Regions from separate parts of the Homo sapiens genome. Here region 1 is linked to region 2. Evidence: chromatin contacts called from ENCODE Hi-C data. All regions are on one chromosome and are shown on one strand. Each heading gives the region's core, a stretch centred on a gene start or an enhancer-like site at or near the end of the contact. The rest is flanking DNA. Distances are from core to core; before and after follow the strand shown.

Region 1 (6,699 bases), core at 948-3,447, 1.9 Mb before region 2:
GGGAAAGAAGAGAAGTAGCAACACTTTTGCCCCATCTCAAAGCATATTTTAATGGCTCTGTTTAAACTTAATGGGAGTGTGCCAGTTATTCAAGATACAGGCACCACATAAAGCCTGGGTAAGCCGGGGAGGAATATCAGTTGCTCCAGTTGTCACAGCATGTATACAAGCATACTTGTGGCATCCAAGCACTTTCTGTCCGGTCCTGGAGCTGATTATGGGATGAACTGGCCGCAGACTGGTATATGTGGCTCAATCACTAGATAATTTCAAGGAAAACAGGTTGCTAAAGGCCCTGGGATCCTATGATTCCAAAAAGTCCTGTATGTCGAGCAAAACTGTCATCGTCACCAAATTTAACCAAGGAAAGTGAGGCAGTGCTTTCTTCTTTTTTGTTCTCCATGTTAGCAAAATGAATAATACAGCCGCCTTCCCAACTGTACTTAATGAGAACACCACAAAGCTACAATGCCCAACTTGTTTAAGAATTTACTATGGCTTCGTACAGACTGGTTAAAATCGCTTTTTTATTTTTTCATTTATAATTGATATTTGGGAGTGATGCAATTATAGACAAATCAATATCATACATATTTAAAAACAACTCCAACAGTGAAATGTATTATCTAAAATGACTTCTAAAACTATTTCAAGAAAAAGAACTCTGTAAAAGCACATCTTTAAATAAAATGTATGTCTGTTTAAATAAGCTCCTTCCCGTAAGTCTCTTGAAGGTAAAATAATAAAATAATAACGTGGGGGTTATTAATACCAAAAACTTAACTAGTTTCCAACATAAGATAAATACTTGTCCAAGATGTGCCCTTATGGAAGAAGTTACCACCGTTTGGCTAAACCAGCATTATTCATTCACTGCTCATGTGGAAATGTTCCTCAAACAAAAGCATAAATGCGGCAATACTGACGGTTTTCTGCTGTGTATTTAGAGACATACACAAAAACCAAAGACTCTCAGCATTAATTATACAGCATGTCTTGATTATTACAATCTCAAAATCCCTTTTAACTCAAGTTCCACTTCATAAGAACCTTAGCCACGTCATTTACCTAACTCTTCCCATTTAGCTCTTCACACAGCTCAGCTCAGGAGTACCACCCAGACTGTGGGGGTGGGGTGTGCGGGACAGGTTTTTCAGGTCTCAGTGCTGGTTTATTACATTGTCTCTCTTTGTTCCCAGGAATTGGAAACAGACTCGTAGTCTTGTAGCTGAGAAGTTCCTAAAAACCTCAGCCGCTCCCCACCTCTCCCAACACAGCGAAGTCAGGACTTTTAAGACGAAGACCTGGGATTTCGCGCCCCGGGCAAAACGTCTCATCTGCGGACACGCGTGCCTTGTTCTGGCAGCACCCTGGGAATCCTTCCCGCCAAACGGGACAGGACGATCTTTTTGAAAAGTGGCTTGAAATCCTGCAATAAAAATCAAATCCTACCACTTTGGGTGCAAAGGGGGTGGGTGGGGTGGGAGGACATCACAGTCGTCTTTGCTGGTGTACCTACGCCAACCGTGGCGTTGCTCATTTACGCATTTCCAACTAAGTGCACAGTCCACTCCCTCTCGTACATCCGTAAAAAGGCAGCTCAAGGAAAAACAAACCTCAGATAAATTTTTGAATGTGGCCTCACTTTTAGAGTAGCATCAAACAAGGGGTCCAGCACTGAAAAACACATTTGCTCGAATTACCAAAAGCCCCCCTCCGCCTCCAATAAGAAACTCCGCAGCTAGTCTTTGAGTTACTTTCACTTAGATCTGAGGATTTTCATTAAAGGGAAAAGTGAGCAAGTGGCAGGATTTTTGCTAACTCGAGCCCTCAGCTTCCCCGGCTGCACGCTCGCCAGTCCCTCCCGCTAGCGCGCGCCCGCGCGCTCTCTAGCCAGCCCCACGTTACTTTGATTGACAGCCCAGCCCCGCCGCTCTCCTTCCCACCGACCTTCCCATCATCAGTGCCAATCTCCGCGAATCGCCGCTTCCCATTGGCTGGTTTTGGCGTCCCGCGGCTCCTCCAGGAACAGTTCCTCACCAAGCCCGGGAGGACGCGGCTGGCGGAGGAGGGGCCGGGATGGGAAGGGAGACCGAGGAGACGGCGGAGATGGAAGCGAGAGGAGGGGGGGAGGGAGAACGCCCCGTCCGGCGCTGCGCTGCCATACGCTCCGGGGAGGAGCGCGTCAGCGCCCCACGTTGGTTGCAGCGCACGCGATTGGCTGATGCGGGCCTTCTGCCCCCCCCCCACCCCCCAACCTCCCGGGCTCACGTCCCCCGCCGGCTCCGCGCTCGCGCCCCCCGCCCGAACGGGGCTGGGCGGGGCCGGCGCTGGTTAGCTCCGGAGTGTGAAACCGCGTGTTAATGTAAGCGGCGCGAGAGGCGCGGGCGGCGGCGGCGGTGGGAGCGGCGGCTGCAGAAGCAGCAGCAGCAGAAACAGCGGCGGGTACTCTGTGCCCCGCGTCCCGGAGGCAGCCGACTGCGCCACCCCACCCTCGCACGGCCGGGCGGGACCCGCGCCACCAGCCCGGACCTCCGTCGTCCCGCGGCGACCAAAACCCCCGCTGGCCCCACCGCTGTGACTACTCTGGACTCGCCCGCAGAGTTTGCCCGCCGGGGAGGGTGGCCGATTGGCGGAGCGCACTCCTGCTGTTTTCCCCACCATCTCGTGGATGTCGTCCCTCGGGTGGTGAGAGAACTTTGCAGTGGGCTGGAGCGCCCTTTGCGGAGAAGCACACGAAGGTGAAGGAAGGAAAGAAAGAAGACCGAGGAAGAAGGAGCTCGGAAGAAGGGTCCGGAGCGGCCGGTCCGGCCGTGCAGGGCGAGTGCGCCCGAGGCGCGGCGCCCTGATGCTCCCCGGGCTCGAGGAGCATTGGGCACTTGCGGGACTGCTCTCGGTGGAGTAGCCCCGTCGGGCCCGGAGGGTTTGTGCAACCGCGGAGAACACCGAGTGCTGGTCGCACGGGGCGTGCCGAGCCGCCTCCCGGCGCGCCCTCCGCACTTTCCCCGCCTCGTCATCCGTCGCTCCCCGGCCAGGAGCCTCCGCTGCGTCTTCAACCTCGCTCCCCTTTGCGTCCCGGGAGCCTGCGAGCACCCGGCCGAAGGCGCAGCCGAATCTTGCGGGAGTCGCCCCGAAAGCGTCGGGTTTGTGTGGGGTTAGCGGGGGCCGCCGCGCCACCTGCACCTCGCCCGCCGCCGCCTCGGGGAAAGCCCGAAGAGGAGGCGGACCAGGAGAAGAGCAAAGAAAAGCAGTCCGTCTGGATTTGTTTGCCCAGGACTGGCGCCGCGCACGCGGATCGCCGAGGGGAGTGCGGTCGGAGTCACCGCGCCCCCGCCTCCCCGCCCGGGCAGCTGAGGCCGGGGGTTGGAGCGCTGCCCCCGCGCACAGTCCCCGAGCGCCCGACGTCTCCGCGCAGGTTCTTGAAGCAGCTGGGCCTGGGGCGCCCACTAATGTGGCCCTGAGGGCCGGAGCCCGCACCGACGGGAGCGGGAGCCGGAGCAGCTGCGGGCGCCGAGTGGCCGGTGCGCCCGGCGGAGCGCGCGTGCGTGGCCAGCGCGCTCCCCGCTTCTGCTTGGCTTTCCGGCTTAATTTTCCTCGGCGGGATTAAAGTTGGAAATTGACCGGAGAATTGAGTTGCCGGGGAACAGAGCCCCGGCCGCCGCCAGAGCGATGTTCCCGCAGAGCCGGCACCCGGTGAGGCGCGGCTGGGTGGTGGTGGGGGGCCAGGATCGTTGGGGAGGCGCTTCTCCCGGGCGGTAGGGAGACTGGTGGCTTCTGAGGCCCGGCGGACCTTCTCGCCCTCAGCGGTGTAAGGCTGGGGAGGTCTGGGGCCCTCTCTTCCTGGGGTGGGGAGTGGGCCGAAACTCTTAATTTTCTCCCTCCCTTTGGGCTCCTTCCTACTTGACGTCTATACCGAGCGGACAGGGGCGCTGGGGAAGGCTGGGGTTTCTCTCCTGCAGCCATATCCCCTCTACCTTCCCCGAGTGGGGGCAGGGCGCCCCCCCCTTTGTTTCTCCTCTCGCCTATTTACATGTCAATGCGGCCCCGGTTCCGGTGCGTCTGGAGGTGGCCCCGGCGACTCTGGGAATGGGGAGCGTAAAGGAGTTGTTTTTCTCCTCTGGTCCCCGGGGTCATTATCGCCGCCGTGGGGGAAGGGGCGGCGACACCGACAATCTGGCCTGGTCTTCCCTGGCCGCCGGGGAGCCCCCTTCCCTTTGGCCTGGTGACCCGGGCGCACTTAGCGCAATCCGCCCTGGAGACTGGGAAGAGCTTCCGAGCCTCTTTAGAAGCCGGGGCCCGGGGAGGGTCCGCTTTCCCCCTCCCCATAGTGAAGGGCAAACTCGAGTTTGGGGCCTCGTTTTCAGCCACTTCTAACTTTATGTTTATGTCCCACCCGTTCTTGCCTTCTCTGACTTACTGCTTTATTCATCCGCCCGCATTCCCGTCCCTCGGTCCCCCTCGCTGGTCGCCCCCAGACGCCGCACCAGGCTGCAGGCCAGCCCTTCAAGTTCACTATCCCGGAGTCCCTGGACCGGATTAAAGAGGAATTCCAGTTCCTGCAGGCGCAGTATCACAGGTGCGTGTCCGGCCGCGCCATGCGAGTGGTCGCGGGCGTCCCGGTGCCCCTTGCACCCAGCCGGGTGGCGGCGGCGCCTGTACTTAGTTCTTGCGTCCAGGCGGTGGCGTGTGGAGTCTCAGTTAAGACCTGTCATTCAAGTTACCCCCTTTCCTGGTTCTTCCCGGGCCGCCTCTTCTCTTGTCTCCTCCTCCTCCCATTGTTTCCCTTTTGCCGGTTTGCACTGTTCCAGGGAGTCCTTTTTCATGTCTTTAGGAGTTGCATGAGAATCGTCAATATTTGCACTTCATGTATTTATTTTTCAGCAGACTGAGCTGAAACATTGGTTCAATCGATGTCTCAGTCCTGGAGTGTGGGTTCAGGGAAGCAAAGCCATGTTGAAATCGCTGTTTGCCATACTAGAAAATTGGGTTTTCTGAGGCAAAGTCCATTAAGGAAGGCTAGATGCTTATAACATTGCCCATCATTGGTGATGGTGAGGGAGGTGGGTATAATAGTATAAAGAAGAAAGCTCACCTGCTTTGGCGTCATTTCGGATTGGTTTGGGTAGGATGAGAGAGTGGAGTCACATTTATATCCATCTCAGCCTTAGTTTCTTCAAGTAATGAGACTTACCTTCAAAGGACTTATAAATTTTTGTAAAATACTTTGCCAATAGTGAACTTCCCAGAAAGGTTAGTTTCTTTCCCTTGTTCCTATGAAGTTTTACCTGATTCTAACTCAGAAATAACTGTATTGACATTTTTTGCTTTTGTCATGCTTGAGAAAAAGCACACAGATGAGGCGAAGTGGCTTGGGTGTGAATTTTCTTACTTTGTCAGGGGCTTTCTCATTATTGACCTTTTGTCTACTTGTAGATAATATCTCTGCAGCTTGAGGCATACTTGCACACACCGTGTTTACCCAGCAGGGAGAACTTCAACCCACTTTATTGCAGTAGCTACTTGACATATTTTGGCAGGGATTTAAAAACCAAAGGTTTTGAAAGGGACCAGCAATTGTAGGAGTAACTTAACAGATAGGATTTTCAAACCTAGAGACCGTTTGAGTTGGCAAAGATGGCACAGCCTATGCCTAAGAGTGAAGATTGTGCAAGGGCCGGATTTTGGTGGAGTACAGAGAAACAAACTGATGCAGGAAGGTAGGGAGCAGATGACCATGAGGAGGAATCAGTTAGAGGTTCTGACAGATTTTTTTCATTCTTGTCATCTAACCAGATAGGCACCAAGAAGAATGGTAGCTGAATGGACACCTTGTATTGTTCACATTATTCCTTTTCCCTATTAAATGCAAGGACAAAGCTTTTGGGTGTTTACCTAGATAGTTTATGGCTTTTCCAAATTGGTCTGTGTTTTTACTTGAAGTGCAAATATGTGAGGCAGATGTTAAAACAAGTGACATAATGTTTACATTAAGTTGCCTGTTTTGTTTTCCTAGCCTTAAATTGGAATGTGAGAAACTGGCAAGTGAAAAGACAGAAATGCAGAGGCACTATGTGATGGTAGGTATCAAAGATTGGACTTTTTCCTTTTTCATATGATATTAGCAAACGTGTTAGCAGAGTGTAAAAAACATGAGTTAATGAAATGCTTGATTCTTTTTTCTCTTTACAGTATTATGAAATGTCATATGGATTAAACATTGAAATGCACAAACAGGTAAGCTTTAGTTGAACTTCAAGCTGAAATGAGACATCAGTTCATATGATTTAATAATACTGGCTTTGTTCTCAGTAGTGGGCTCTAGGGGTGGGGGTTTGTATGCTATTTTTCTGCCTTGGTTTCCTGTCCTGTGGATTGATGGTAGTATTCTGCATCAAGGGTTGCTTCTTGATAATTACAAGTGTTTAAATGACTAGGAGAGGGAGAGGTGTTTTGGAAATATAAACTAGCCTCTTTATTGACAGATAGGAATTAAGACTTGAGTTTACTTTTTCACCTGTATAGATTTATCCTCTTGAAAGGGCTGGGTATCTTCTACAGTTGCTGAAGTTTAGAATAGTTAATGTTTTTGTGCTGTTTTGCAAGGAAGTGTGGACCTGTTGGGGGGAAAGAAGGGTATTCAGGAGTTTTTTTTAATCGTGGTAATCAAGGTATATGACTATCTGTGGAGTATTCTTTATG
Region 2 (7,093 bases), core at 2,240-4,739:
TAGTTGCAGTTAGGGAGGAAGAGCATGGTGGGGTGGGATGTAAAAGCAGCAAAGACATCTGTCCATCAAAAGGTTGAAAGCAGGGCATTTCTTCAGTGGTGAAATAAGAACATTGCTCTGTCTTACAAATTCCAACATTTACACCACAAACATTTTTCCCTTTAAGCAGGAGTGCTTTAGTAAGACCGATCAAATATCCCTTCCTCAGTGATTTACAGCTTTGCTTTTTTCTAGAAAGCAATTAGTACTAGTAGCAGTATAATAGGAGCCATAATGATAATAGTCTTTATATTAGATTGAGCCCTTACAATGTGCCATATACTCTGTCAACAATATCACATTACCCCTTCATTCTTCACAGTTCTCTGAACCAGATATTATTAGCCCCATTTCGCAAAGCAGTAAACTGAGGGACAGGGAGGCTAAGTGATTTGTGACACCAAGAGCTAAGCAGTGGCAGAGTTAGATTTCATATTAGGTTAAGTCTGGTTCCAAATCCAGAATGCTTGCATTTACACTACACAATCTCTAGAACACAGACTTGATGAAAACAAGCTTACACATTACTTTATTAAAAGCTCATTGGGCCAGGCATGGTGGCTCACGCCTGTAATCCCAGCACTTTGGGAGGCTGAGGCAGGTGGATCACCTGAGGTCGGGAGTTCTAGACCAGCTTGACCAACACGGAGAAACCCCATCTCTACTAAAAATACAAAATTAGCCGGGAGTGGTGGCGCATGCCTGTAATCCCAGCTACTTGGGAGGCTGAGGCAGGAGAATTGCTTGAACCCGGGAGGCGGAGGTTATGGTGGGCTGAGATTGTGCCATTGCACTCCAGCCTAGGCAACAAGAGCGAAACTCAATCTAAAAAAAAAAAAAAAGAAAAGAAAAAAAAATGCTAATTGAAGAAAACAATATAAATTAGGTGCTCACAATATGGTACTGTTCATGTCATGGCCATGGTGATCAATGGTCTTGTGGAACATCATGCCAATGAAATAACTAGTTTAAATAAAGCAGGTAAATTATTTTGAGCGAAGACTGCAAAGCGGGTCTATTTCCTTTTATTTCCTTAGATTAGCTAAAGTTACTAAGAACAGAAAAAAGGAACTACTCCTTAATTTTCCATTTTGAAGATTTTTTTTTTTTCCTTGAGATGGAGTCTCGCTGTCGCCCAGGCTGGAGTGCAATGGCACCATCTAGGCTCACTGCAACTTCCGCCTCCTGGGTTCAAGCGATTCTCCTGCCTTACCCTACGGAGTAGCTGGGATTACAGGCGTGCATCACCACGCCTGGCTAATTTTTTGTATTTTTAGTAGAGATGGGTTTCACCATGTTGGCCAGGCAGGTCTCGAACTCCTGACCTCACGATCTGCCTGCCTTGGCCTCCCAAAGTGCTGGGATTACAGGCATGAGACACCGCGCCTGGCCCATTTTGAAGATTTTAATACTCTACTTGGAGAGACCTTGTATTTCCTAAAACTATAAAACAAAACTGTCAAATTATGATAAATTTTTTAATGCAAGCATCAAATGTTGTTGTTTTAGTAATGGTAATAAACGATATCAACATTTTTTCTAGTAACAGCAATAATTTTTCTAAAGGGGAAAACTTTAATTTATAATGGCTTTTGCTAGCCAAATCATGGCTAGAAGTATTTGGGGTCTGATATTTTAAGTAAATTGATTGTATCTCAAAATTAATCCTGTCCACCATTTTATGTGACGGCCAATTTTCCTTAATTACAGGAAAGTATCAAGTCTCGTCAATGAGGTTTAAAAAGGTATGAAAGAACATAAGTCAAATAAAATGGTGACTTTAGATATTATTTCATTTGTTGTCTGCCTGTTGGGTCCTTCATTCAGCTAAGAGACAAACATTTATTAAATGTGTTTTGATTCTTGCTCTCAATAATCTTAAAATTCAAAGATCAGATACAAATAAACAGTTAGCTGTAACAGAGGGCAAATGAAAGTACCCAATAGAGAATGTAACAAATAAAAATTACTTTTTTTGGAAACCGTTTCTCACTCTACATGATTCTGCCTGTTCATCACATGACCCTACCTCCTTCATCATAGAGACAAGCTTATGACCCAGACTGGCCAATCCGATAACCCAGGCTTCCCAGAGACAATGATAGCCCCAAGGTAGACACATGTCCCACCTCCAAACAATCCAAGTCATATGACGAGTTGATATAAATGCTGTGAAAGAGGATTTCTCTCCTTCGGAGATTGAGAGCTAAAAATACTATGTAAATCTGGAGCTTCTGAGAACCGCTTTCCCATCATATATGAGTGTAGGGTCTGCTTAAGACTGAACCCAACATGGAGAAAATCAGAGCCAGGAAATATAATAAGGGACAGATCGCTGAGAACATTAGCCAGGCACTGAATTCAGCCAGCCGAACTACTGGATTTTCAGTTACTTGAGCCAATAAATACTTCTTTTATTTACTCTCATTTGTATCTTTCATTGAAAACTAAATTGCCTCTCCAATACCAAGATGATGCCTGAATGGAGAATGATTGAAGTGTAAAACTTTTTCCATCTCTAACATCATATTAATTTACTTCACGTAGGGGATAGAGGAAAGAACAATTACCTTCAGCTGAGTAATACACTCAGGGTTTCATGGAGGAAGTGATATTTGAGTTGAGCTAGGATTTCCAAAACTGTAAAAGCAGAGTAAGGACTTTTGGGATGAGGAATTAACATGAACAGAGACAAAGAAATGTGAAACTATCCAGTGCATTTGTGTAACTCATTGGTACAGAAATATAACAAGGAAGGGAGGAGAAGTTGAGACTGAGATGGTATTTGAGAAGTCAATGATAAAAGATCTTGAATATTTACCAGGTACTCCAAACTTTTGTTATATAAGCAAATACAAACCCCTGAAGGGTTTGGAAGAAAAAAACAATTCAGGATGTATCGTATTTCCTGGGAAAATAATCCTGCTAACAGCCTAAAGAAATAATTAAATTAGTGAAGATTGGAACGGAAGGCAACCTAGGACCTAGTGACAGGCTTGGTGAGAGGTGTTAAGGACATAATGAAAGTGCCTAGAGGGATGGATAAAAGCAGATATATTCAAGAGACATTTTAGAAATAAAATTAATAGAGCAGGGTAACTAATGTTAAACCTTTTAAATGATAATATCTGCCAAGAGATAATTTTAAAAAAGAAATTGTGATCTGACGAAGTTTTGAGCCAACAGTTTTTAATGGTTCAAAACACGATCTTTCAGGCAAAGTGGAACTAACCTTTGAGAAATGCTTAGAAATGATCCAAAACAGGCAGATGTACTACGCTCACTCTAGTATCAGGAAGTGAAAGAATTTTACTTCTAAGTTTTGACTTTATAACACATTTTAAACTGCAGACAAATGAGCTGGCATAATGATAGAGTCACAAAATGAATTGCAAGTTGAATGTTAAATGATGCTTGCTTCCTTTGGGTTTTCGTGTGGTCGGGCTTAATCTCAGGACAGCAACCAAATGCGGGTGCAGACTGTCTTCATTTCCTTCCTTCCTCCCTTCTCTTTTCTTCCTCTGGCTCTCTTCCTTTTTTCTTTTCTCTTTCTTTCTCAGTCCATCCTCTTACTCCTCCATTATTATTAAATTCTTAGCTAGATTTAGACAGAAAACTTTTTATTTTCATAGTGGAAATTAATCAGCATGCTGTTTTAAAGCAACACAAGAAAAATTAGTAAAGCTTTCCCTGACTTTAAGAGTGGGTGACCTTTTCAGTTTTAATGCAGCAAATATTTATAGAGTGCTAACAATGTGGCAAGCACAGGGCCGAGTGTAGTCATTGTCTCCAAAGTCTCAGTGCCCAGAATCTTTGCTTAGAGAGTGGTGACTCATCAAATTTAATAATTAGAAATTTTCTATTTCAGCGAAATTACACTTCTAATCATAATACGAAATTTTAGGATGATTTTCTTTCCTGAATTGACTATATTATCATTTGAATTCAAATAGGGAGTATGGCAACATTCCAGAAATTTCCATAATAATTTTTCTAAAGGTATATGCAAATGTTGATTTCAAGTTGTAACCCCTGGGATCGGGGGTGGTGCTTCATAGCCGGTCTTAACTTTCAGGTGGCTGGTAAGCATTCATCGGTCATATTTAGTTAGGCATTGAACTTAACAAACTGTAGTATTCATTACTTAGTATGAAATAACAAGTACTCAGGGCGGGCATGGGGGCTCACGCCTGTAATCCCAGCACTTTGGGAGGCCAAGGCGAGCAGATCACCTGAGGTCAAGAGTTCAAGACCAGCCTGACTAACATGGTGAAACCCCGTCTCTACGTGGCACATGCCTGTAATCTCAGCTACTGGCAGGGCTGAGGCAGAAGAATTGCTTGAACCCGGGAGTCAGAGGTTGCAGTGAGCTAAGATCATGCCATTGCACTCCAGCCTGGGCAACAAGAATAAAACTCCGTCTCAAAAAAAAAACAAACATAAAACAAGTGCTCATGTCAGGGAGGGACAGCAAGTGGTAACTACAGGATGACTGAAGTTGAAGGGAGAACAAAAAGGAAATCTAGTTGTCAACACCAGAAATCAGTTGGCAACCATCACCCATTAGCTACCTCAGTGATTTTTTTTTTTTTTTTTTTTTTTTTGAGACAGAGTCTCGCTCTGTCGCCCAGGCTGGAGTGCAGTGGGGAGATCTCGGCTCACTGCACCCTCCGCCTCACATATTTAAGCATTCTCTGCCACAGCCTCTGGAGTAGCTGGGATTACAAGCGCCCACCACCATGTCCGGCTAATTTTTGTATTTTTAGTAGAGACGTGGTTTCACCATCTTGGCCAGGCTGGTCTTGAACTCCTGACTTCGTGATCCACCTGCCTCGGCCTCCCAAAGTGCTGGGATTACAGTGATATTTTTAACTGTACCTAAATCTAATAGCATTTTTAAAAAATAAGAATTAAAATTTTCTTAACTCATAGCATCTTTTCAGGTAAATACCACATACTATTATTATTACTCTAAGTAATCATCTAGGAGTTTAAACTTCACACAGATAATGTTTTCTTCATCTTCAAAATGCAAAGAGGAAAAAAAATGAATTCCTGTAATCATCTTCAAGTTCTCCCTCAAAAAAATGTGGGAAGCTGGGATACAAGCCAAGAGAAAAATCCCATTTTAGAACTTCAAGATCAAGTACCTAGGCCAAGGGTGAAAAAGGCATCCTTAAAGAGACCAAAGTCTTAGAAACCAGTTCTGAGAAATTTGTAAGTTTTCTTACAAAGTTGAACTTGGCCAGGCGTGGTGGCTCACGCCTGTAATTCCAGCACTTTGGGAGGCTGAGGCAAGAGGATCACTTGAGCCTAGGAGTTGGAGATCAGCCTGAGCAACATAGGAAGACCCTATCTCTACAAAAGATATTTTTTAAAAAACCAAAACACCTAGCTAGACCTGTTGGCACTTGCCTGTAGTCCCACCTACTCAGAAGAATGAGGTGGGAGTATCGCTTGGGCCCAGGAGTTCCAGGTGGCAGTGAGCCATAATCATGCCACTGCACTGCAGCCTGGGCAACAAAGTGAGACCCTGTCTCAAAAAATATGTACATATATATAAAAACAAAAAGTTGAACTCATCAAACTGTCCCAGATGAACAAACCAGTTAACACTATTAAAAACACTTTTCAATAAAATATAACTTCTAAATTATAAATTACAATGCCACACAGATTAATGCATTAATTAAAAAATGAAAGATATATGTCACTCAATCAAAATTCTTGAGTTTTCAGATCTTAAAGAAAATTATGTTCTTACAATTTCCTTTTTCAACTTCATAATCAAAAAACAGTTTAACAAAAGGCAGAGGAGAAATCTGTAACATGCATTAAACTTTCACTTTCATTAGCAAAACAAACATTGAACGAATGTGCTTTTACCACATCTGCTTAACCTTGAAGACTCTGTATTTTTTTCACTCTTCTTCTGGAAGTTTTAAATGGCAAAAACATTCCTGGTTTCATTTGCAGTCTGAATGAGTAATTTCAATGATAACAATGACATTTGAAATATTTGTGGTTTTGTGCAGCCTTTCCTCCAGGAATAATAAAAAAGCCAAGAACAGTGAATAATCCAAAGAAGACCTTCCTTAAGAATCATAGAGGAAAATAAAATCCTGTGCAAAAGTCATTTGTTTTGGCTGTGTAGCCCCATTCAGAGTGGAATTCATACTACCCAGACTTTTTTTTTGGACAATTAATTTATTAATAATAAATTTAATTAAACAATCAATGAATCAGTATTTAGGTCTCCATTTCTGAGCTGATAATATTTGTCCAGCAGTGGTTAAAGTCCAGTTGTTATTTGTTTAAATTTAGACTTATATAGGTTCTATATGTTCAAGGGATCTTTATCTTTTACTGTCCTCTCTGTTAGCCAACATTCGAGCATGGGAATTGGGGAGTGGTATGTGATGTTCTAGTTCAAAGGACTTTTTAGCCAAACTGAGCTTAAATATGTACATAGGCATATTTTAAGTTGAGTACACAGTATTAGCTGGTCTCTCAAGCTATATATTTTTAGATAAAAAGCACTTATACTAAATACAAATTCTTTCTGAACTAATCAGACCACCAACCACAATGTCAAAACGCTTTTAAAGAAACTTCACAAAAATACCAAGCTTAAATTGTCTCCTTTACTTGTAGCAAAATGAAATAAACAAAGAAAAAGGAAATTTCCCCCAAGCCAACACATAGACAGGAAAAGACTTCAGAAATCCAGGAGGAATGACAAACATTTTTAAAATAACATTGGATTTTAAATTAAAGTCTTAACTAAAAGTGTTCTAAAAATCAATGTGTTCCGCTTAAGGGAAAGAGGGAGGACTCCAACACACTTCTAAGCACACAGTAGGCACTCAAGAAATCACTGTTGATTGCTAGCAAAGCAGTGACAAAAATCTTGTGTTTTTCTAGAATAGAAGCTGAATCAAGGTTTTCTCTCTGTCTGGATAGTGTGGATGTTCCAGAGAGTGTAACGGTAAAAGGACAAGAAAGTAAGAAAGAAGCACTTAAGGGAGTGAAAGAGAGACTTTGGAATTAGCAA

Evidence for each region. A loop is a pair of places that touch in the nucleus more often than their neighbours do. Pooled maps may share reads with other maps.
Region 1: a pooled map shows a loop between it and region 2 (5-fold over the local background). The contact joins the promoter of TLE1-DT here to the enhancer-like site in region 2. A Hi-C loop is called at or near these places in 2 of 50 pooled maps.

Annotation. Positions count from the first base shown.
Region 1 is chr9:81,685,211-81,691,909 of GRCh38, reverse strand. TLE1-DT (TLE1 divergent transcript) reads right to left here and starts at 2,197. Exons shown (of 4, transcript NR_109772.1): 1 at 1,951-2,197. TLE1 (TLE family member 1, transcriptional corepressor) reads left to right here and starts at 2,363. Exons shown (of 20, transcript NM_005077.5): 1 at 2,363-3,693; 2 at 4,476-4,576; 3 at 6,014-6,077; 4 at 6,190-6,234. The coding sequence starts at 3,670. RefSeq lists silencers at 1,816-1,965, 2,116-2,465 and an enhancer at 2,338-3,052.
Region 2 is chr9:79,809,032-79,816,124 of GRCh38, reverse strand. No RefSeq gene overlaps it. Among named protein-coding and RNA genes, the nearest start is that of LINC01507, 12 kb to the left of the region's middle. Within about 2 kb of position 3,489, at least 2 of the 41 ENCODE cell types and tissues checked have a DNase peak (open chromatin) inside an H3K27ac peak, as active enhancers do.